Linked DNA regions of Homo sapiens: region 2 is linked to region 1. A link is an interaction called in ENCODE POLR2A ChIA-PET data of the cell type or tissue named here. Cell type or tissue: GM12878. All regions are shown on one strand. Links, peaks and the distances in the headings refer to the core of each region. The heading gives the core; the rest is flanking DNA.

The links. ChIA-PET counts read pairs that join two places held together with the same protein. Peaks named below come from ENCODE experiments on the same cell type or tissue, not always from the same donor. Only the 100,000 strongest peaks of a DNase experiment are listed, where the experiment ranks them.
Region 2: POLR2A ChIA-PET joins it to region 1 with 5 read pairs; 2 of 35 experiments call an interaction of 5 or more read pairs at or near these places.

The regions. Positions count from the first base shown.
Region 1 is chr9:112,441,561-112,453,192 of GRCh38, reverse strand. It overlaps HSDL2 (hydroxysteroid dehydrogenase like 2), which reads right to left. Exons shown (of 11, transcript NM_032303.5): 8 at 11,423-11,494. HSDL2-AS1 (HSDL2 antisense RNA 1) reads left to right here. Exons shown (of 5, transcript NR_171779.1): 5 at 1-1,395. Among named protein-coding and RNA genes, the nearest start is that of KIAA1958, 39 kb to the left of the region's middle. In GM12878, for the core only: no CTCF peak of the experiment used is centred there; a DNase peak (open chromatin) is centred at 5,656.
Region 2 is chr9:112,675,667-112,687,298 of GRCh38, reverse strand. It overlaps INIP (INTS3 and NABP interacting protein), which reads left to right. Exons shown (of 5, transcript NM_021218.3): 5 at 1-3,373. Among named protein-coding and RNA genes, the nearest start is that of INIP, 37 kb to the left of the region's middle. In GM12878, for the core only: no CTCF peak of the experiment used is centred there; no DNase peak of the experiment used is centred there.

The sequences.
Region 1 (11,632 bases), core at 864-8,863:
CTCCACCTCTAAATTCAATCTATTCACCTAGTCCTTTCACCCATGGATTGACCCTGCATCCTCCCATCACGGGTTAGAAATGCTCTTAAGTAGAGATCATGTAAAAAACTGAGGACAGCCTGCTCAGAAAGAGAGAATGCTCAGAAGGGTCTGACACACAACCTCAGTTTCTTCTCCCTGTCTCACTTATTCAGATTATCCCTCCCACTAGATGAAAAGGGAGGTTAAACTGTTAGTCCCCTGACTAACAGGCTGCCCTCTCTGGAAACACTAGGTCACGGGAATGGAGGTTACCTGCAACATTTTAAAACTTGCATTCACTTAACCCACTGGCTATAACAACTTAACATATGATCAGCCAGGGGAGAAGACAGCAGTTCATAGGACTGCTTTGCTCCCATATCATGATGCTGCCCCCCAATACTGTCTCTGTTCCTTTATTTATTTTTGAGACAGTCTCGCTTTGTCACCCAGGCTGGAGTGCAGTGGCTTGATCTCGGCTCACTGCAACCTCCGTCTCCTGGTTCAAGTGATTCTCCAGCTTCAGCCTCCCGAGTAGGTGGGACTACAGGTGCCCACCACCGTGCCCGGCTAATTTTTGAATTTTTAGTAGAGACAGGGTTTCACCATGTTGGCCAGGCTGGTCTCAAACTCCTTACCTCAGGTGATCCACCCACATTGGCCTCCCAAAGTGCTGGGATTGCAGGCGTGAGCCACCGTGCCCGGCCTCTCTGTTCCTTTATTTATCATTCTAGAATCACATAGAGGCAGCTAAGTAGTTGCCCCCAGAAACAGGTAAGAACAATTCGTTAATTAAATTAACTCCAAGGCCAATCTGTGCTCTAGGCTGAAGGTGAATCTGTTTCTCAACTCAAATTATACACAGCCATCTTGTCTAATACAATTCCTCAAAGGTTATTACATGAAATCTAATTGACAGCATAAAGATACTCCATAGTACAAAGTAAGCTATTAATTCATAAAGTATACTGAATATAAATTGCCTTTCATTATGATGTTTCCACAAATAAAAAAAATCATTTTCCTTTTATAAGTTAAAGTACGAACAGATATTAGAGATGAAAGCCTTAAAGAATTTTTTTAGCCTGTTTTATTATTGTTTTAAAATTTACTACAGTGTACCCCTTTATTGCCTGCACTGGGGGCAATCCACTTCTGCCTTGCACTTAGCATGACACTGCTTTTTATTGACATGTAACATACATTCAGAAACAGTGATCAGATGTATCCAGATCAAACATCACCACCTAGGTCAAGAAAGATGATATTACAGGTATCCCAGAAGCCCACTCCACAACCCCTCCTAATTGCTAACACCATATATTAGTTTTGTCTCATGTTTATCTTCAAATAAATGGAATCAATCACACAGTATCTATTCTTATATGCCTGCCGATCCTTCAAATCTCTTCCAAAAAAAAAAAATGCAAGAGGAGGGAACACTTTCTAATTAATTATGTGAGGTCAGTATTACCATGACACCAAGCCAGACGCAGACTTAAAAGAAAACTGACTAGTATAGACAGACAATATGCAAATGCATATACATGCATACATACATGAAATTAAGTCGAGAAGTGATGGGTTCTACTTTAAAAAGAGCAAGAGCTGGGATAGAATGTAAGACTATTTTAGATAAGACAGTTTTTGAATAGACACTGAATTAAACAATATAAGGCTGAATATGTAAATACATACACACATACATATTTATTCTACAATTTGAAAACATAAATGTGGCCAACAGTTCGTCTTCACCAGTTCAATTTGAAAAAGGTATTCCCCATGCTTCAGTGACAATAACCTAATACTTTATAACCTTTGCAATGCTTATTTGAGCAATGCCACTTCCCAGTTATTTTCCAAATGTACACCAGTGTAAGTGAATGAGACACATTACTATTAATATAAGGTATTATTATTTAGAAGCCAATTTTAAAATTGAGCTATGAATTCCAATATTTATCTATTTTTTTTGGTCTGTTTTTTGAGATGGGCTTACTCTGTCACCCAGGCTGAAGTGCAGTGGTACAGTCAAGGTTCACTGCAGCCTCAACTTCCTGAGCTCAAGCTTCCTGAGTAGCTGGGACCACAGGCATGTGCCACTACGCCCAGCTAATTTTTTGTATTTTTTATAGAGACGGGGTTTCACCATGTTGGCCAGGCTGGTCTCGAACTCCTAGACTCAAACGATCCACCCGCCTCAGCCACCCATGATTGGGATTACAGACATGAGATACCACACCCGGCCTCAAAAAGTTGTTTTTGAAGACATGGAAAACATTCACAATAATTAAGTAATGTTAAATTAAATGGGAGTCTATGCAATTAAACATAATATATATAAAGCTTCTTTCTTAAGAAAATAAAAAACAATATGAACCTACTGGTAAAATATTTATTTCTGGGTATACATTTTAAATTATATGTGCCAAAAAAAAGTGGTTGAAAGGAAATAAGCCAAAATATAAATGTACTTATAATTGGATTACAGGTGACTTTAAAATTTTTCTTTGAGCTGTTCTATACTTTTTTTTTTTTTTTTGAGGCAGTCTTGCTCTGTCACCTAGGCTGGAGTGCAGTGGCATGATCTCAGCCCATTGCAACCTCCACCTCCCAGGTTCAAGCGATTCTTGTGCCTCAGCCTCCCGAATAGCTGGGATTACAGGCACATACCACTGCACCCGACTAATTTTGTATTTTTAGTAGAGACAGGGTTTCACCATGCTGGCCAGGCTGGTCTTGAACTCCCGACCTCAGGTGATCTGCTCGCCTCAGCCTCCCAAAATGCTGGGATTACAGGCATGAGCCACGGCACCTGGCCTGTTCTATGCTTTTTTTATACTTCTGTATTAAACTTGTCTTTTTAAATTTTTAATGTTTTAATTTTTTTCTATTGGTAGAGATGGGGGGGGGGTCTCGCTATGTTGCCCAGGCCGGTCTTGAACTCATGTCCTCAAGTGATCATCCCACCTCTGTCTCCCATAGTGTTATGATTACAGGTGTGAGCCCCTATACCCTGCCCGTACTAAGCTTTTCTATACAGACTAATTTAAAATGCTATCAAAATTGAGTAAAGTATATAACAAAATCGATTGGATGTAGCCAAAGCTATGTTAAGGGGATAAATGCACAAACTTTATTTCATTATTTTAAAAGAAATAACAATAAAGTATTAGCCCAACAAGTAAGAACAGGAACAAAAGCAACCTCAAAGAAAGCAGAAAGGAGAAAACAATAAACCAAAAGTAAAAAAAGTAAGGAATCAGATGGTTGCACAATTCTGGGAAGATGCTAAAAATCACTAGACACTTCCAAATGGTGAATTTTTTTTTTTTTGAAACTGAGTTCCACTCTGTCACCCCGTCTGGAGTGCAGTGACATGATTTTGGCTCACTGCAACCTCCACCTCCTGGGCAGCTGGGATTACAGATGTGCACCACCACACCCGACTAATTTTTTGTATTTTTAGTAGAGACAGAATTTCGCCATGTTGCCCAGGCTGGTCTTGAACACCGGAGCTCAGACAATCCGCCTGCCTCAGCCTCCCAAAGTGCTAGAATTACAGGCATGAGCCACCGCACCCGGCCTAAAATGATGAATTTTTTGGTATATATAAGTTATATCTCGAGTTGTTATTAAAAAGATAATCAGAAAAGAGAAAAGCTGTAGAATTAAAAATGAAATAAAATTTAAAGTCTGGTGCTTTTGAGAAAAAATAAGATAACACAAAATCAGCAACTAATCAAGAAAAAAGAAAAATAATTTTTAAAACAGAGGAAAGAGGCTGGGCGTGGTGGCTCATGCTGGTAATCCTAGCACTTTGGGAAGCCAAGGTGGGTGGATCACCTGAGGTCAGGAGTTTGAGACCAGCCTGACCAACATGGTGAAACCCCGTCTCTACTAAAAATACAAAAATTAGCTGGGCATGGTGGCGTGCACCTGTAATCCTAGCTACTCAGGAGGCTGAGGCATGAGAATTGCTTGAACCTGGGAGGCAGGGGTTGCAGTGAGCCGAGATCGTGCCACTGCGCTCCAGCCTGGGAGACAGAGTGAGACTTTGTCTTAAAAGAAAAAAAAAAAAAAAAAAACAGAGGAAAGAGATAAAACAGTTTGAAAACTTTAAAAAATTGTGTAAGTGAAATACTACATGTCAACTCAAACAGGTTTTGAAACTTCAAATGGATAATTTGGGTTTTTATTTTTTAAAAAGCCTATAATTGAATAAAATAAAAGTTTTGAAAGAAATAACTTCAGAAAAGACCCAAATGACTTAGTAGGTATTTCAAACCTTCAAAGAAAAGAACACAGAGAGAGGCTGGGTGTGGTGGCTCATGCCTGTAATCCCAGCACTTTTGGGAGGCCAAGGCGGGTGGATCATGAAGTCAGGAGATCGAGACCATCCTGGCTAACGCAGTGAAACCCTGTCTCTACTAAAAATAAAAAAATAAAAAAAAAAATTAGCTGGGTGGCAAGCCTGTAATCCTAGCTACTCAGGAGGCTGAGGCAGGAGAATCGCTTGAACCCAGGTGGCGGACGTTGCAGTGAGCCAAGAAGAAAATGCCGCTGCACTCCAGCCTGGGCAACGGAGCAAGACTCCGTCTCAATAAAAAAATAAAAAGAGAGAGAAAGAAGGAAAGAAAGAAAGGAGGAAAGAAAGAAAGAGGTGAAAGAAAGAATAGAAAAAGTACCCATTTACCATATTTAAAATGTAACAAGTTTATTACACTAAAAATAGATACCAATCTAACTTCTCTGATTAAAAAAATGTCCATCTTATACAAATGTTAACACCTTACTTATGGTAAAATCTGAAGATTTTCTCATTAAAATTAAGAATAAAATAAGGATAATTAAAATAAAATAGTTTTAATGAACCTCCTGGAAGTTCAAGTCAGTGTATTAAAATATATGCCAGAAATCATCCTTGAAAGACATTATTATATGCAGACAAGAAGTTTTACCATGTAGAAAATTTAAGATAATAATAACTACAGCAACCAATAGTTACAGGGAGCTTCCTGCATCAAATGTACAATATGATGTACCATCACTCTTATTCCTCACAATAATTACACAAGGAAAGTAAGAGGTGACAAAACTGTTTCAGAGAGCTGAAGTGATATGCCCAAAATGATAAATATAAGTGGCGGGCACCGGATTTGAACCCAGATCTGTCTTACTCCAAAGTCTATGCTTTCAATGAGTACTCACGCTCTCTCAAAAACTATTAGATGTCTTTAAAAACAACAACAAAAAACTCATGATGGTGACCAGATACAGAACATACAAAAGTTAATTTTCCCCTTTTTATTTTTAACTTGGCTTGTTCCAGAAAGCATTTCAATTTGTTTAATAAAAACAAATGCAATTCAAGATTAAATCCAGGCAGTCTGACTCCAGAGCCTGCAATTTTATCCACTGAGTAATAAATATTTCCTCCACATTTCCTTCTATGTTTAGCAATTTGATTTTTTATATAGCCAACATAAAAGCTGAACACAGTGCTGAGATGTGAAACTCACCAGAAGTTGACCAAGCAGAGGCTGCTAAAGCAAGGGCAGCAATGACACAGGCTTCCTTCATGTTTCCAAAGGCAGGTCATGTGTTTCGTTTTAGCAGTTACACCAGAGAGAACTGAGTCTGTCACATAAATAACTGCTGGAACCCCTCCCTTCCTTGTGGGTAACTACTTCAGGTGATTTGTATATTAGTCAAGATATATCATCTACATATGAGGTGCCAAGGAGATTGCAGCAAAAACTTTAGTTTATCCCTGAAAGACATTTGCCAAGAGATAAACTGCATAATTTATCACCTGGATTATTGAGACGTAAACATGATGAGTTTGCACAAGAGAAAAAAAAACTTCAGGAGACAAAAAAAACCTGTGATAGATTTTAAAGGTGCAGCCATCAGACTACAAATATGTAAGCCAGAATGGGAAAGAAATATTTATAGAATTCCAGTACACAAAAGAAGATGACATATGGCTGGTAGTCCCTGACACAGGCTCTCCTAACTTCACACTGAATAAATATAAAAATGCACACACACACAAAAGGGGAAATACTGAATATCACCTAGACTGATACACAATCTATTGTCTGAATCTAGGAAGAGAGGTTCAGCAGCTCTAAGGTACATGGAGTCAGCCCCAGAAAGACAGGTCTCCTGTGCTTTCCCTCATGAAAGATCTCAAAGAATACCTCTGCCCACCCGAACAAAGAAGAGAGGCTCGCGCTGGATCAGACTCTGGGCTTGTACCAACTAAGATCAGAAGCTGTCTCTCTGTTTTACACATGCTACTTTTCAAGACACACTCAATGTGATTCCTCATCCTCATCTTTCAAATCCAGTTCCAAAGCTTGTAGCTCCCAAATAAGATAAGCAGACAGTAGGGGAGTCCTGCAGTGGAGCATCCTGGGAAGTACATGCCCCAAGGCATGGCTGACAAGGATGGGGAGGGGAAGAACCGTGGCAGCAGGGCATTCCAGGAGAGAGTAGTTTTTGTGTTTTTGTTGTGTTTCATGTTGTTTTTGAGATAGGGTCTCCCTCTGTCACCCAGGCTGGAGTGCAATGGCACAATCACAGCTTGCTGCAAGCTTGAACTCCTGGGCTCAAGTGATCCTCCCGCCTCAGCCTCCCAAGTACCTGAGACCACAGGTACATACCACCACGCCTGGCTATTGTTAAAAATTTTTTGTAGAAATGGGATCTTGCTATTGCTACATTGCCCAGGCTCATCTCGAACTCCTGGCCTCGGGCAATCCTCCCACCACAGCCTCCCAAAGTGCTGGGATTACAGGCATTAGCCACTGAGCCAGGCCTGGAGAGTAGTTTTAAACAGAGGAAGTAAAGGAAGGTCACATGTCAGCCTTGCACACTGGCCTGAGCTATTTGCCCAACAGGTGCCACATCTGAAACTACAGCTCAGAAAAAGGAATTCCTCCATATAGACAGGGAAGGGAGCCAAAAGCAACCTACACATTCCTGCCTTTGACTACACTAGCTCTAGAGATATCTCCTAATATGAGGAAGAATTAACAGAAAAAAAAAATAACCTGATGCCTATGAAAAAAATAATGTGCCACAGGCAATGGAGGCTATTCTGAAGAGCAAATATCTAAAACTAATTTACCATGAAACCTACAAGAATTCTTCCACACGAAAACTATATCATTATGATGTGTCAATACAGATTCATCAATTCTAACAAATGTACCACTCTGGTAGAGGATGCTGCTAAGGAAGGAAGTAATGCATGTGTGGGATATATGATATTTCTGTACCTTCTCAGTTTTGCTGTGAATCTAAAACTTTATGCTATAAAAAAAAATAAAGCTTTGGCCAGGCACAGTGGCTCATGCCTGTAATCCCAGCACTTTGGGAGGCCAAGGTGGGTGGATCACCCAAGGTCAGAAGTTTGAGACCAGACTGGCTAATGTGGCGAAACCCCATCTCTACTAAAAATACAAAATTAGCCGGGCATGGTGGCACACCCATGTAATCCCAGCTACTAGGGAGGCTGAGGAAGGAGAATTGCTTTAACCTGGGCGGTGGAGGTTGCAGTGAGCCAAGATCATGCCACTGCATTCCAGCCAGGGTGATAGAGACTCTGTCTCAAAAAAATAAATAAATAAAGCCTTAAAAAAAAAAACTATATGAAACAGGGACAGAAAGTTATATATAACCGGCTGTGATGAAAAGACAATAGGATAAAATGAAAAAGGAAGTGAGCACCATAGCAAATTAACCATTTGAGACAATATGGAACAGAAACTAAGCTATAGAACATCTTATCAGACTGTCCTTTTTAATACAGAGGACAAACTTAACAAGGTCTCCAGAATACAGAAGAGAAAGCCAGAACCAGTGAGAAATGGTGCTAACTACAGGGAAAGGGAAAGGGGAGCCAAGGTAAGAATAAGTGTTTCTGAGAATCCAGAACAACTGCAACAGAAGCAATTAAAACTGTAACTGAAGGAAAATAGGCCCAGCGCCATAGCTCATGCCTGTAATCCCAGCACTTTGGGAGGCCGAGGCAGGATGATTGTTTGAGGCCAGGAGTTTGAGACCAGCCTGGGCAATATAACAAGACCCCCTCTTTACAAAAAATTTAAAAATTAGCTGGACGTGGTGGCATGCACCTCTAGTCCCAGCTATTGGTGAGGCTGAGGTGAGAGGATTGTTTGAGTCCAGGACTTTGAGGGCTGCAGTGGGCTATGATCGAGCCACTGCACTCCAGCTTGGGCAACGGGGTGAGACCCAGTCTCTAAACCAAATAAAAAATAAAAACAAAAATAAGCTGGAAGTCAAAAAAAAAAAAAAAAAAAACAAGACTGAGTGGGCTCCCTGTGTTCCAGTGGAGAGTAGGGGTGGGGGGAATCAATGAAGAAATAATGGTATTGCATTTTCGTTTGTTTGTTTTTTGAGACAGGGGTCTCACTCTCTCACCCAGGCTGGAGTTTAATGGCTTGATCATAGCTCATTACAACCTCAAACTCCTGAACTCAAGTGATCCTCCCACTTCAGCCTCCCAAGTAGCTGGGACTACAGGCATGCACCATCACACCCAGCTAATTTTTGTACTTTTTGTAGAGACAAAGTTTTGCCATGTTGCCCAGACTAGTCTTGAACTCCTGGGCTCAAGCGATCCTCCCACCTCAGCCTCCCAAAGTGCTGGGACTACAGGCGTGAGCCACTATGCCTGGTTGATATTGCTTTTAAGATGGGAAGAAAAAAAAAACCCATCAATTTAAAACTAGGTCCATTGTCTACAATAATTACATATATAAGAGCTAACATACACACGACGAATACTGGAAAAGGTATAATGAAATGGTAACAGGGGTTATTATAAGTTGTTGGTGCAATAGAAAGGTGAACCTCTCCCCCTTTGGAAACAAGGGATACACATGGTTCTCAAAGAGCTGAACTATGAGAGGACATAAGAAATAAACTGAAAGAGGTAAGTTATAGCCCAGGCTACTATCTATATGAGTATATTAATATATCTACAGAAAAGGTCAGGTAAAATTGCTATTGACTGAACCACACAGAATCAAAAAAAGAGAGCTACAGAAGTAAATGCTCCTGCAGCATTAGGTGAGGGAAGTTAGCCAAAGGAATTTGAGTCTTCTAACCTTAAGGGTAAGAGCATTGCTTATGTGGAGATGGCTATAGGCAAAGTTATCCCTATCAAAGCCTGATGCCAGTAAACACTGATTTTACACTCTACCTATCTAACTCCCTTGTTCTGATTCCATGGTCATGAAATGACCTTCTGACTATGATTCTGTTTCATGCACAATTATATCCAAAGGAAGAGAATGTGCTGATCAAGCACCTACATGTTTAACCTATGAGATGGCAACTCTTTGTTATAAATTAATAAACTGGATTATCAGGGGAAAGAATGTGCTAATTTACGTATTTATTTGAGACAGGGTCTTGCTCTGTTGCCCAGGCTGGAGTGCTGTAGCTCAATCATAGCTCACTGCAGCCTCAAACTCTTGAGCTCAAGGGATCCTCCTGCTTCAGTCTCCTGAGTAGCTGAGACTACAGGCATGTGCCACCATGGCCAGCTAATTTTTTTTATTTTTTTGTAGAGACAGGGTCTCACCATGTTGCCCAGACTAAGAATATGCTAAAATTTAAAAGACTAAGTATTCAAGTGTTAGGAAAGCCATTTAAGTTTACTGGTTAAAGACATGGGCTTTGAAATCAGAGAAATATGAGTTTAAATCTTGGTTCTGCCACCTGCTGGCTGTGCAATTGCAGCTGTAAAATGAGGGGAGTATCTGTCTTGGGGATTAATGGTATTAAACAGGACAATGCATGTAAAGTACTTAGCACAGTGTTTGGCACATAGGAGGTGCCCAGTAAATATTTGTTGAATAAACAAAAAGAACATACATGATCAATAAGTGGTTCTTATTTAAAATTTGGAGTTTAAATGATCTCAGTTCATGCATGCCTTCTTCTAAAAGACAGATCCAACCTTAGGGCGTTGGGCAAAAATCGGAGTTTGGGACTTAACTAACTTGAAGACCAGACTCTTCTAGAGTTTGATAAGCTCTCTAGGTATTTTCCACCATTCTGTAAGAGGCCTTTTGAGAAACAGACTGACAGTCTTGTTTTTCCTGGTTTTAATACTCTGGGTAGTAGGATTATGAGTAACTATTTTCCTTTCTATTGTTTTAAATTGTCTGTAATACAAAAAAGTCCTTTTTATTACCTAAGTAATTTTTTTAAATTACCATAAAAATCTGGAAAAAGAAAAGATAAATAATAAAGAATAAATAAAAGAAAGCTGGAAATAAGGTTTGGCTCTAAAATGCATTGCAGTAAGGTGCCACAGATTTGCTAAAGGTATCAAGGAAATTCATCCCTACATTTTCTATCAGACTTCTAAAAAAAAAAATCGATGAGAGTCATAGCATCTATAAGATAAAAATAAGGTAAGGGCCCAGAAGAAGCACAGCCATTCTTATTAGTAAACCATGAGAGAAATTCTTCCCACAGGTATTCATTAAAGTGTTTCTTCAAGTAAGCCACTGGCAAAATGTCAGAACACAAAGTCTAAAATGTAAACTCTGGACCAATTCAAGGGCACTATTGTTTATGAATTACAGAAACAAAACAAAGTAAAACCCAAACCTCCTTTGAAGTTGATTTCTTTCATAAAATAGTCACATAACACAAACTGTGGAAATGGTGTTAGATGTATTTGATATATGACACACTTTTCCTCAAAATAACATATCAACATGAAATACCTAAAGACAGTGCAAAAGAAAATAAATAAAACCTAAAAAAAAGTTTTTTCAGACTTGTTTTTAACCAAACGCAAAGAATATATTAATAACTTCTTCTTTTTTTTTTTTTTTTTTTTTTTTTTGAGACAGGGTCTTGCTCTGTCACCCAGGCTAGAGTGCAGTGGCACGATCACGGCTCACTGAAACTTCAACTTCCCGGGATCAGGTGATCCTCCCACCTCAGCCTCCTGAGTAGCTGGGACTACAGTCTCGTGCCACCACGCCCAACGTATTTTTTTTTTGTATTTTTTTTGTAGAGACGGGGTTTCGCCATGTTGCCCAAGCTCGTCGCAAACTCCTGGACTCAAGTGATCCATTCGCCTCAGCCTCCCAAAGTGCTGGGATTACAGGTATGAGCCACTGTGCCCAGCCTTATTAAAACTTCTTACTGGTAGATGAACAAAACAACCTTCTTTACTAGAATTAACTGAGATCTCACATTACTTGTTTAGTTTAAAGTACAAAACAGTTTAAAAACAGAAGGCAGAAATGTCACTGTTATAGGATCAATTCCATATTTTGGAAGAAATACATAAGTTAGGATTTATATTTTCTAACATAAAATATAGTCTAGATCTTACCAGTTGATTCCACTTTCTTGCTAACTGCTTCTGGGTATTCATCTAAGAAGAAATCTGGTTGCAAAGGATGACCTGAAAAATTGACCCCAAACCATTAGGTTAATGTAACTACAACATAGTAAGATTTTAACATCTGTTTAATAAACATATCTATTTTATTAAAAATCTTTCTGGTGCAAAAGAAAAGGCCTCTGTGAGAACTGTCGAATG
Region 2 (11,632 bases), core at 2,380-10,379, 230 kb before region 1:
CTGTTTAACTCTCAATCAGACTGTGAACTGGATGGTCACGAAGTCATTCCCCAACTCCTAGCAAGTTTGACTGAATATATCATGTCCACAGTAGATTTTCAAGAATCATTTATAGTACTTAACTTTAAAGAAACAAGGCTGCTTTTAAAAAATGAACTAATAGGCTTAAATCAATTGCATCCATATTTGCTGTTTATAGGATTGCTATCAGTATACCTTTTGCGTTTATAGTCAACATGTATCATCCTGAAATATTCTTTCTGGACTTATAACTACTTCCCCCTTTTTCACTTTAAAACAAACCTCAAGAATAAATTACTAACCAGTCTTAACCATCTTTTATAAACATATGCTCTTATAAATGTTGTGACTAGATGCAATTAAAAATAATAGGGAATGTGGTAGGTTTTTAATTTGTACATCCTCTTATTTAGTGTTACCACATAAATGATGAGTTTGTGTGGTTCTGTTTTCCATTTTTGTTCTAACTGAAAACTTTTTGGCTGGGCACGGTGCCTCATGCCTGTAATCCCAGCACTTTGGGAGGCCAAGGCGGGCAGATCACTTGAGATCAGGAGTTTGAGACCAGCCTGGCCAACATGGTGAAACCCTGTCTCTACTAAAAGTATAAAAAATTAGCCATGTGTGGTGGCACACGCCTGTAATCCCAGCTACTCAGGAGGCTGAGGCAGGAGAATCGCTTGAACCTGGGAGGCAGGGGTTGCAGTGAGCTGAGACGGTGTCACTGCACTCCAGCCTGGGTGACAGTGAGTCTTTGTCTCAAAGAAAAAAAGAAAAAGAAAACTTATGCAAGTCGAGCTCCTTTTTAATTAAGTAGGAAGGGATTAGGTTAAGAAAGTCTCTCAACATGACCCATCTTTAGCAGTATCTGGGGTGCTTATTTAAGTATGCAGTCCCACTACCCTACCCTAGTCCTACAGAATTAGAATCTGATTCAAAATAAAGTCTGAAAACCATGAGATAGAGAATTCTATGAAATATCTTGTACAGATTTTCGTGATATATTTATACACGCATGGGTTTGTAGATCCCTGAAACTTAGAGGTCATTTAGCTAAAATCTACATTTTTTTTAACTTTTAATAGGATTGAAATGATATTTTACACTGTATCACAGATACAGTATTTTATATAACTTTTTGTAACTGACCTTATCTTGGCCTTGAGTCCCATCCTCTCTGGTGGTAGCGTAAAACTGAAAATTCCAGTTTGGGTCAATATTTAGTGAAAGTTCTACTTTCTTTTCAGAGAGTTTGTTCCCCCCTTTCTTCCTTAGATGTTTTCAAACACACAGCCCCATCCTACTCAAACCAAGTGAAGCAAGAGTGGACAATTCTAGAATTGGCTGTGCCATGTAGGTTTTTTTTAGAATTTGAACTGATTTCCTTCATTTTGATGAGGTGGCAACTGTCCCCATTGTAATGGTCACCATTGCAGCGAGGATAGCCTTACTTCTGCGGCGCAGAGCTCCTCAGGGGGCCTCTGGCTCCTGTCCTTCCTCAGGTCCATCCAACTACTCCTTGGGCCTCCTTATGGTAGCCCTCATTGTCTTGAGTTGATTTCACTAGGTTTCTGTTCTCTGTCATCTGCAACATAACTGACATGGTTCTAAATCTGTCTCTAAGGAGATAACACATTAGTATATTTTCTACACTATTGAAGCCTCTACCTAATGTATGACTTTTGTAGCTCAGGTAAAGAGATCTTTTTACCAGTGTTATCGTTTCTAGTCTGTTTGTTAGTCTTCTTTTAAATAGATATGGCCTAAATCCTGTATTCCTGGCTAGGAAGCACTTCTCTCCACCCCTCTGCTTTGAGTTACAAATTCAATTCAATTTCCTATGTATTTATTAATACCTACAGATAAAGTACTGTGCTTTGGGGGACACAAAGGTGACTGGTACCTGCTCTTTTAGGAGGTCACCGTGCAGAGGATCCTATTCTGGTACACCAATAGTTATAAAGCAAGCCACAGCCTAGGCAACATAGTGAGACCCCTGTCTCTACTAAAAAATTAAAAAAAAAAAAAAAAGATTGGCTAGGTGTGCTGGTGCATGCATAGAGTCCCAGCCACTCGGGAGGCTGAGGTGGGAGGATTGCTTGAGCCTGGGAGGTTGAGGCTGCAGTGGGCCATGATTGCACAACTTGGCAACAGAGTGAGACCCTGTCTCTAAATCAATCAATCAAGCGAGCCAGAATGCAGTAGTGGCCTGAGAGAGGCATCCTGGAACGCAGTGCGGTCTGGCTAGGCTTAGAAGTATTCATGTGATTTTTACCTGACAAGGGAAGGAAGAGCTGCTCCACGTGCAGAGCAAGGTTTCAGAATGAGAGGAGAAGAGCAGGCACTGCAGAGGGTGAGGGAAAGGGCAGCAGTGGACTGGGAAGCCCTCAGGTGGAGGTCAGCATTGCTTCCCTCAGATCATGGGTGAATTTGAGGAACTCAGTTAATATCTTTGTATGTTCCTCCCTCCATAAGGTGAGAACAAGCACATGCTCTGCCCATGTCAGAAATTGTCTAGACTAGTGTTTTTCAAAGTGCAAAAGCCTCAACCCATTACTGAGTTGAGAAGCCAACTTAATGGTTTAACAGGATTGACCAGCATTTTTTCCGAAAAAATCAAAAACATCTGAGTGTACTGCATATAGAAATAGGTGGTTTTGCCTCATGAATATTCTGTTTCTGTGTGTTCCTATATTTTACTTTGTATTGTGTTGGTTTTTTAAGAGACAGTCCTGCTCTGTCATCCAGGCTGGAGTGCAGTGGTATAATCATAGCTCACTGCAAGACTCCTTGAATCCCTGGGCTCAAGCAATCCTCAACCCTTAGCCTCCCAAGTAGCTGAGACTACAGGCACATGCCACCATGCCCAGCTAATTTTTTTTTTTTTTTAATTTTTGTAGAGACAGCATCTTGCTATGTTGCCCAGGCTGGTCTTGAACTCTTGGCCTCAAGCAGTCCTCTCGATCCTCCCACCTTGGCCTCCTAAAGTGCTGAGATTACAGGTGTGAGCCACTGCATCTGGCTTACTTATTTTGTCTATTGTCTGTTCCACTAGTATGTAAAGTCTTAGAGAGCAAGAATTTTTGTTTATTTCTTTCTCTTCCTCCTTTCCTTTCTTCCTCTTTTACTTCGTTCACTACTGTATTCCACATAAAATATATTTGGCATATAGTAGGTGTTCAATATGTTGAAGGAATGAAAGAATTTATAGACTTGAGTTGCAATATAAAATGTATTTTTTTTTACTGTGAGTTATGGCAAAAAAAGTTTTGAAAGCCGCTTCTAAATAATGCAGATGTCAGTGCTTTGACCCTGGAATAAAAACTGAAATGACTTAGTGATTTCAAAGGCATATTTGTTTTCCTGAACAATCTATAAACTGTCTCATTAAGTTGTCTCAGTTATTTGCTTCACTTCGGCAACAGAACCTCAGCCTTTACATGTGTTTAAAGCCTCTTGAGGCAAAGGATTTGGAAAATATGGTTACATGGAGAATAGAAGATAATGAGAGAGAGTATCAATTCATTAGTGCAGTTGAACCCCTCTATTGGAATCCCATCAGCGAGCACAAGTCCCATTTCAACAGCAATAAATGCAACAAGTATTTGCTGAGTGCTTTTCTTATTCACCTCTATATCCATGGTGACTTCTACACAGTTGATACCCACGATTCTTTTTTAAAGAGATGGGGTCTCACTGTGTTGCCCAGGCTGGACACTGGGCTCAAGTGATCCTCCCACCTCAGCCTCCCAAGTAGCTGTGACTATAGGTGTGTGCCACCATGCTCAGCCACAGGCTTTTTTTTTTTTTAACAGGGTCTCACTCTTGTTGCCCAGACTGGAGTGCAATGGCAGCATCTCAGCTCACTGCAACCTCTGCCTCCCAGTTTCAAGTGATTCCCATGCTACAGCCTCCTGAGTAGCTGGAATTACAGGTGTGCGCCACCACGCCCAGCTAATTTTTTATGTTTTTAGTAGAGACGGGGTTTTGCCATGTTGGCCAGGCTGCTTCTCCAACTCCTGGCCTTAAGTGATCCACCTGCTTCGGCCTCCCAAAGTGCTGGGATTACAGGTCTGAGCCACCGCACCTGGCTGGCCACAGGCTTTTTAAAAATGTGCAAATAATGAACATGGACAATGAGGAAGAGAAGGAGGACAGTCACTGTCCTCAAGAGTCTGACAATCTAGATTGGTTGAGACAAGCACACTAAAAACCAATCCTAGGAGCAGCCTGGAGAGGAGAGAATGGGGACAGGAGCCCGAAAGGACCAATAAAAGCTACATCAGAACAAGCATTGGAACTTGGCTTTCAAGATGAGACGGTTTCAGCCAGGAAAGAGAGCAACATTCAGCCAGGCGCGGTGGCTCACGCCTGTAATCCCAGCACTTTGGGAGGCCAAGGCGGGCAGATCACGAGGTCAGGAGATCGAGACCATCCTGGCTAACACGGTGAAACCCCGTCTCTACTAAAAAATACAAAAAAAAAAAAAAAAAAAATAGCTGGGTGCGGTGGTGGGTGCCTGTAGTCCCAGCTACTCGGGAGGCTGAGGCAGGAGAATGCGGGAACCCGGGAGGCGGAGCTTGCAGTGAGCTGAGATCGAGCCACTGGACTCCAGCCTGGGAGACAGAGCCAGACTCCGTCTCAAAAAAAAAAAAAAAAAAAAAAAAAAAAAGAGCAACATTCAAAGCAAAGGAAACACCTGCACAGAGGCAGGAGGAAAGCAGGTTTGTGGGCGTTGTGGGGAGACCAAAAGCTCGATTTGGCTGGAGCACAGAGAGACATGTCTAGGCAGATAACTGGAAACGAGGCTAACCGGAGGTTAGATCCATTCCAGAGCATCTGGAATTCCAGGGTGCGCCAGACCTCTAGCTTGGTACACAGCGGGGAGACATTGAACATTTGTGGGCATAGGCAGGTACAGAGATGAACCCATCCAGCCCTCATCAGCTCTTGGGAAAGGGGAACATGTGAGGTACTAAAAGAATATTACTCTTCATGTCTGCAAATTCAGAGACAGGTGTGTTCTGTTTACATCTGCCTTTCAACTCCAGCCCCATCTGTCTTCGCTTTCTCTTGCATTTAGTTGTTGGGTCCTTCCCCAAATTTCTCTCTGTTCACCTCCCTCCCCTATCTACCTTTCTTTCCTCCAGTTTTCTTCTGTATCTCTAACTCCAAAAGCCTTTTAAGAAGGAAAAAGCGGCCGGGTGTGGTAATTCCAGCACTTTGGGAGGCTGAGGCGGGGCATCACGAGGTCAGGAGATTGAGACCATCCTGGCTAACACGGTGAAACCCCATCTCTACTAAAAATACAAAAAATCAGCCAGATGTGGTGGCACACACCTGTAGTCCCAGCTACTCGAGAGGCTGAGGCAGGAGAATCGCTTGAACCTGGGAGGCGGAGGTTGCAGTGAGCCGAGATCGCGCCAATGCACTCCAGGCTGGGCGACAGAGTGAGACCCGGTCTCAAAAAAAAAAAAAAAAAAAAAAAAAAAAAGACGGAAAAAGCAAGGCATCCTCACAAAATATTCATTTAATTTTCCCAAGAGCTCAGTGAAGTAGTGAAGTGGATATTTTAGAACTCTATTCAGCATGACTTTCCCACTTCCTAACATTACTCAGATTTGTATTGGCCACGCTCCTTCCCCAACAGCCGGTGTCCTTCAGGGGAAGCCAACAGTGCCCCAACAACAGGAATGGGCCTTACATGCTCCGAACCAGTCAGGGTCATTCCTTATTGCCACAGTGATTGCCTCAGGTAACTCGTGCCCACACCAGTCAGCATGTGGTATTTCCACACCACAGGAATTGGTTTAGGATTGGAGGCATTGCTCAAATGAGACTCCAGGAGGGGTTTGCTGCGCTTATGGAAAAGAGGCAGTCACCTTTCTGAGACATTATCAAAAGGGACTCCCTCTCTAGATATGCAAAAGGAAGCAGATTGTCCTGTGTTTTTTGCAGCCACCTTGTGACCATGAAGTGGAGCAAGTTTTAAAATGAAGCCACCACTCTAAAAGGTACAGCAGAGAAACGCAAAGAAACTGGGCCCTTGATGACATCATTGGGCTGCGGAGCCCAACAGTCCCTAGGTGCTAGCTCCCCTTCCTGTGGAATGCCCAGTGAGGGGAGGTCATAAATCCTTGTTACTGTTTAAGCTGGATTGAAGTAGGTTTTTGTCACTTGTCATAGAACTACCCTCATACGAAGTGTACTAACTTGCTAGCCTCTTAGCCACACATCTAAGCCAAACTCCAGTACACCAGTCCCTCCTCAAGCCCACACCATGCTGCCTCTGCTGCCTTCCTGACACCTTTGTTAATCACCACCCAGGTCAGTTGCCTCCCTTGCCCTTGCGTCTGTTCACTCATCTCCCCTGCACCTACCTGCTGACCTGAACCCTTCCACGACACGGCCTTTCCTGGTGATTTCCCTCTTGGTATCTCTGGAATTCCTTTGGTTCAATCACCAAAATATCTCTAGTATTTCCAAGCCATTCCCACTGTCCCCTTTGTCTCCACTCTTCTTCCTGATACCCTGCTTTCTCAGGAAATCTGTAGGTCTTTGGTACCTCTCAGGAGGAGGTAAGCTGATATGTTTGCCTTCTGGCTGTAGATTCAGCTAGTTTCTGGCCCACTCACCGTTGCCACTCCAGAATATTGTTTTAACTTCATTTCAGAATTCACTTCTTAAAAACGCATGTCTCCTCCCTGCTTAAAAAAAGCCAGGCCAGGCTGGGCACGGTGGCTCGCGCCTATAATCCCAGCACTTTGGGAGGCTGGGACAAGTGGATCACTTGAGCACAGGAGTTCAAGCTCAGCCTGGGCAACATGTCAAAACCCTGTCTCTACCATTTTTTTTTTTAATTAGCCAGGCGGGGCATGCACCTGTAGTCCCAGCTACTTGGGAGGCTGAGGCGGGTGGATCACTTGAGCCCAGGAGGTCGTGGCTGCAGTGAGCCATGACTGCACCACTGCACTCCAGCCCAGGCAACAGAGCGGGACCCTGTCTCCAAAAAAAAAAAAAAAAGCCAGGCCCACTCCAGCGTCATAATTGCCAAGAACCGTGTGGGGGTGCCCCCTCATATCCCCTCAGGACCCTGACTCTTTCATTAGCTTCAGCTCCTCTGCATTACTCCTGCTGCTATCCTGGGGACATTGCATTGACAGCCACCTTGGTGTGGGCTGAACAATACGCTCCTCCTCTCAGGTCCTTGACATCCTCTGCACCTCAAGGCTGCCTTCTCCTCTCTGCGGTCACCACACTCTGGCCCTTCCCTGAAGCTGAAACTGTATATCCCTACCCTTCTTCCCATCATTTCTGCATCCTCTTCTGTAGCCACATACCTTGAGATTTCACATTGTCAGTTACTTTCTATCTTTCCACAGGCTCATGCTTTTGGCTTATATATTTGCACCTATTAAAAGCCCTCCCAATGATCTTATGTCTTTTTCAAGCCTGGTCTAATCTGGCCCATCACCACCAGACTGTATTTACTCTCTATAGCACCTCCCACCACCCCATCTAACCTCTCCTCCTGCACTTGTGACCATATACGCTGCCTTTCTTACTGTCACGGATGAATGGTTCACGCTCCTTTTGAAGGCTGTCTACTGTGTCTTCCCTTGCTCTGCATCCCATTCCATTACTGCCCTATTCCTCTGCATTCCTGTATAACTCCCGCCAAGAGTTGTCTATGCTGCCCATCTCCAGATCCTCTCATCCCGTTGTCTCTGGAGCCCACTCCAGTCAAGCTTCTGTCTCCACAGACTCACTGAAATTATCCTTGGAAAACTGCCAGTCATCTCCACTTGGCCAAATCCAATGGTCAGTTTTCATCTCTATCTTACTTGAACTCTTAGCATTTTACACAACTGATCACCCCCTCTCCTTCTTGAAACGCTGTCCCACTTGACTTCATCAACACCACACTCTCCTGGTTTTCCTCCCACCTTACTGGTTGTTCCTTCTCATGGTCATTTGCTGGTTTCTCCTTCCAAGTGCAAAACGCTGGAATAGCCTAGAGATTAGCCTTTTCATCTCTTCTCTATCTACAGTCATTCCCTGAGTAATCTTATCCAGTAGCATGGCTTTTAGGTACCAACTATCTTTTGATTACTTTCAAACGTATATCACCAACCCTGATACCCCACTCTGTGGTGGGCAGTCTCCAAAGATGGCTGCCATCAATTTCTCCCATCCCTGTCAACATATGCCACTGTTCTCATCAAAAAGTGGAGTCTGTTTTCCTTCCCTCACATATGTGCTGGCCTTGTGACCTGTTTTGACAAATAGGATATGGCAGAAGAGATGCTATGTCAGTTTAGACCTAGCTTGAAGAGGCCTGACAGCTTCTGCTCTTGTCCTCTGTGGAGAACCAGTCACTATGTAACACATCTGACTCCCTGTGACCGCCATGCTGTGAGGAAGCCCAAGCTAACTATGTGGAGATGTCACATGGAGCACTGAGGTGCCAGAAATGTGAGTGAAGCCTTCTTGGACCTTTCTGTTCAGCCCAGCCACCAGCTGAATGCAGCCAGATGAGCAACCCCAACTCATGCCACATAGAGCAGAACTGACCAGCTGAATGCAGTCAACCCACAGAGTTGTAAGAAATAAGAAATTGTTGCTGTTCTAAACTCCTGAGTTTTAGGGAAGGTTATTGTGCAGCAAAAGATAACAGAAACACCCTTGATCTCCAGACTCTTGTACCTATTGTCAGCATGTATTGTCAGCATCTCCACGTGGAAGTCCAATAGGGATCCAAACTTACATGTCTACATGTTCACTGGAATTTTTTTTTTTTTGGTGCATTGGCAGGGAATCAAGATAACTGGTGTTTTTTTGTTTTGTTCTGTTTTTTGAGACAGGGTCTCACTCTGTCACCCATGCTAGAATGCAGTGGTGTGATGATTGTGGCTCACTGCATCCTTGACCTCCTGAGCTCAGGTGATCCTCCCACCTCAGCCTCCCAAGTAGCTGGGACTACAGGCATGCACCAACACACCTAATTAAATTTTTTTTTTTTTTTTAGAGACAGGCTCCCACTACATTTCCTAGGCTAGTCTTGAACTCCTGGGATCAAGCAATCCTCCCACGTTGGCCTCCCAAAGTTGGGATTGTAGCATTTTACATAATCCCATTTTAGATAACGGTATTGTAGGTGTGAACCACTGTGCCCAGCCTAAAATTGGGTTCTTGATATCTCACCCTCCCATGATATGGCAGGGTATCTCACCCTCCCATGATATGGCATATCCCATAAGGGTGGGTGAGATATCACCCTCCCAGCATACTATTCTTCCAGCATTCTCCATCTCAGTAAATGGCCATTTGCATGGGCATAAAGATAGGAGTCATTCTAGACTTTTCTTTCTTTCACATTCCTCTTTCAATTCCATCAGCCCTGGCCTCAAAATACATCCAGAGTCCCATGAACTCTTACCACCTCCACCACTGTCATCTTGTTCCAAGCCGCCATAATTATTTGGCTAGAATACTGCAATAGCCTTGTAAATAGTCTTCCACCTTCCATGTTTTTTCCCCTGCCCTCCATCCCATCACCCTACAGTTAACAACATTCAACACAGCCTCCAGAGTGATCTTTTAAAAATAAGTAAGGCACATGAAAAGATGGTCAACATTGCTAATCATTAGGGAAAAGCCAATCAAAACCAAAGTGAGGTTCCACTCCCCACTTCTTAGGATGGCTACTATTAAAATAAAATAAAAAACCAGAAAATAACAAATGTTGGTGAGGATGTGGAAATACTGGAACCTCTGTGCACTGTTGGTAGGGATGTAAAATGGTACACCCTCTGTGGAAACAGTATGGTGGTTCCTCAAAAAATTAAACTTAGAATTATCATCATTTGATCCAGCAATTCCACTTCTGGGCATATACCCAGAAGAACTGAAAGCAGGGACTTGCACAGATATTTGTACACCCTGTTCACAGCAGCATTATTCACAATAGTCAAAAGATAGAAGCAACCCAAATGTTCATCAACAGATGAATGGTTAAACAAAATGTGGTATATCCATGAGATGGAATATTATTCAGCCTTGAAAAGGAATGACATTCAGATACATGCAACAAGATGGATGAACCTGTAAGACATGTGGGACAAATATTGTATGATTGCATATACATGAGGTACCTAGAGTAGTCAAATTCATAGAAAGTAAACAGTGGCCAGGCACTGAGGGAAGGGGAGAATGAGGAGTTACTGTTTAATGGGTGCAGGTTTTCAGTACAAGACGAAAAGGTTCTGGAGATGGATAGATAGTAGTGTCAGTCACACAGCAATGTGAATGTACTGAATGCCACTGAACTGTACACTTAAAAATGGTTAAGATGGTAAATTTTATGTGTATGTTACCACAATAAAATTTAATAAAAATTCTAATTAGAGTGTCCACCTCACTAAGAGTAATAGGCAACATCTTTACAATGGGTTACAAATATACAGAATATTATGAGATGAGTCTATTCGTTGGAACAAACAAAACAGGCAAAGTGAATGTTTTTTCACCTTGAATTTTAATGTATACTTTCTCTGATCTTTTTATTTTACTTTATTTTTTGAGATAGGGTCTCACCCTGTCACCAGGCTGGAATGCAATGGTGCAATCTCAGCTCACTGCAGCTTCAACCTTCTGGGTTCAAGTGATCCTCCCAGCTCATCCTCCTGAGTAGCTGAGACTACAGGCTACCACACCTGGATAATTTTTTGTGGGTTTTTTTTTTTTTTAAATTTTTAGTAGAGACGAGGTCTCACTATGTTGCCCAGGCTGGTCTGGGACTCCTGGGCTCAAGTGATCTTCCTGGGCTCAAGTGATCCTCCTGTCTTGGCCTCCAAAAGTGCTGGGATTACAGGCATGAGCCACTGTGCCTGGTTGAATTTTTTGAGATGGAGTCTCACTCTGTCACCCAGGCTGGACTGCAGTGGCACAATCTCAGCTCATTGCAACCTTTGCCTCCCGGGTTCAAGCAATTCTCTTGCCTCAGCCTCCTGAGTAGCTGGAACTACAGGCATGTGGCACCATGCCCGGCATTTTTTTTTTTTTTTTTTTCCTTTTTAGTAGAGATGGGGTTTCACCATGTTGGCCAGGATGGTGTCGAACTCCTGACCTTGTGATCCGCCCCAAAGTGCTGGGATTACAAGCGTGAGCCACTGTGCTATGCCTGAATTTTTTTTTTTCTTTTTTAAGACAGAATCTCACTCTGTCACTCACGCTGGAGTGCAGTGGCACAATCTCAGCTCACTGCAACCTCCAACTCCCTGGTTCAAGCGATTCTGCTGCCTCAGCCTCCCAAATAGCTGGGATTATAGGTGGGATTACAAGCGTGCACCACCAGGCCAGGCTAATTTTTGTATTTTTAGTAGAGACGGGGTTTTGCCATGTTGAGCAGGCTGGTTTAACTCCTGGCCTCAAGTGATCTGCCTGCCTCGGCCTCCCAAAGTGCTGGGATTACAGGCGAAAGCCACTGTGCCCAGCTTCCTCGAATTTTAACACGCAAGTTCCCTTTTTCTCTTAGTGTTATTTAGCTCTTCTGTGGAGAGGTTGCTGGTCTACTGAGAATGGCCAATGGCCGGCCGGACGCGGTGGCTCA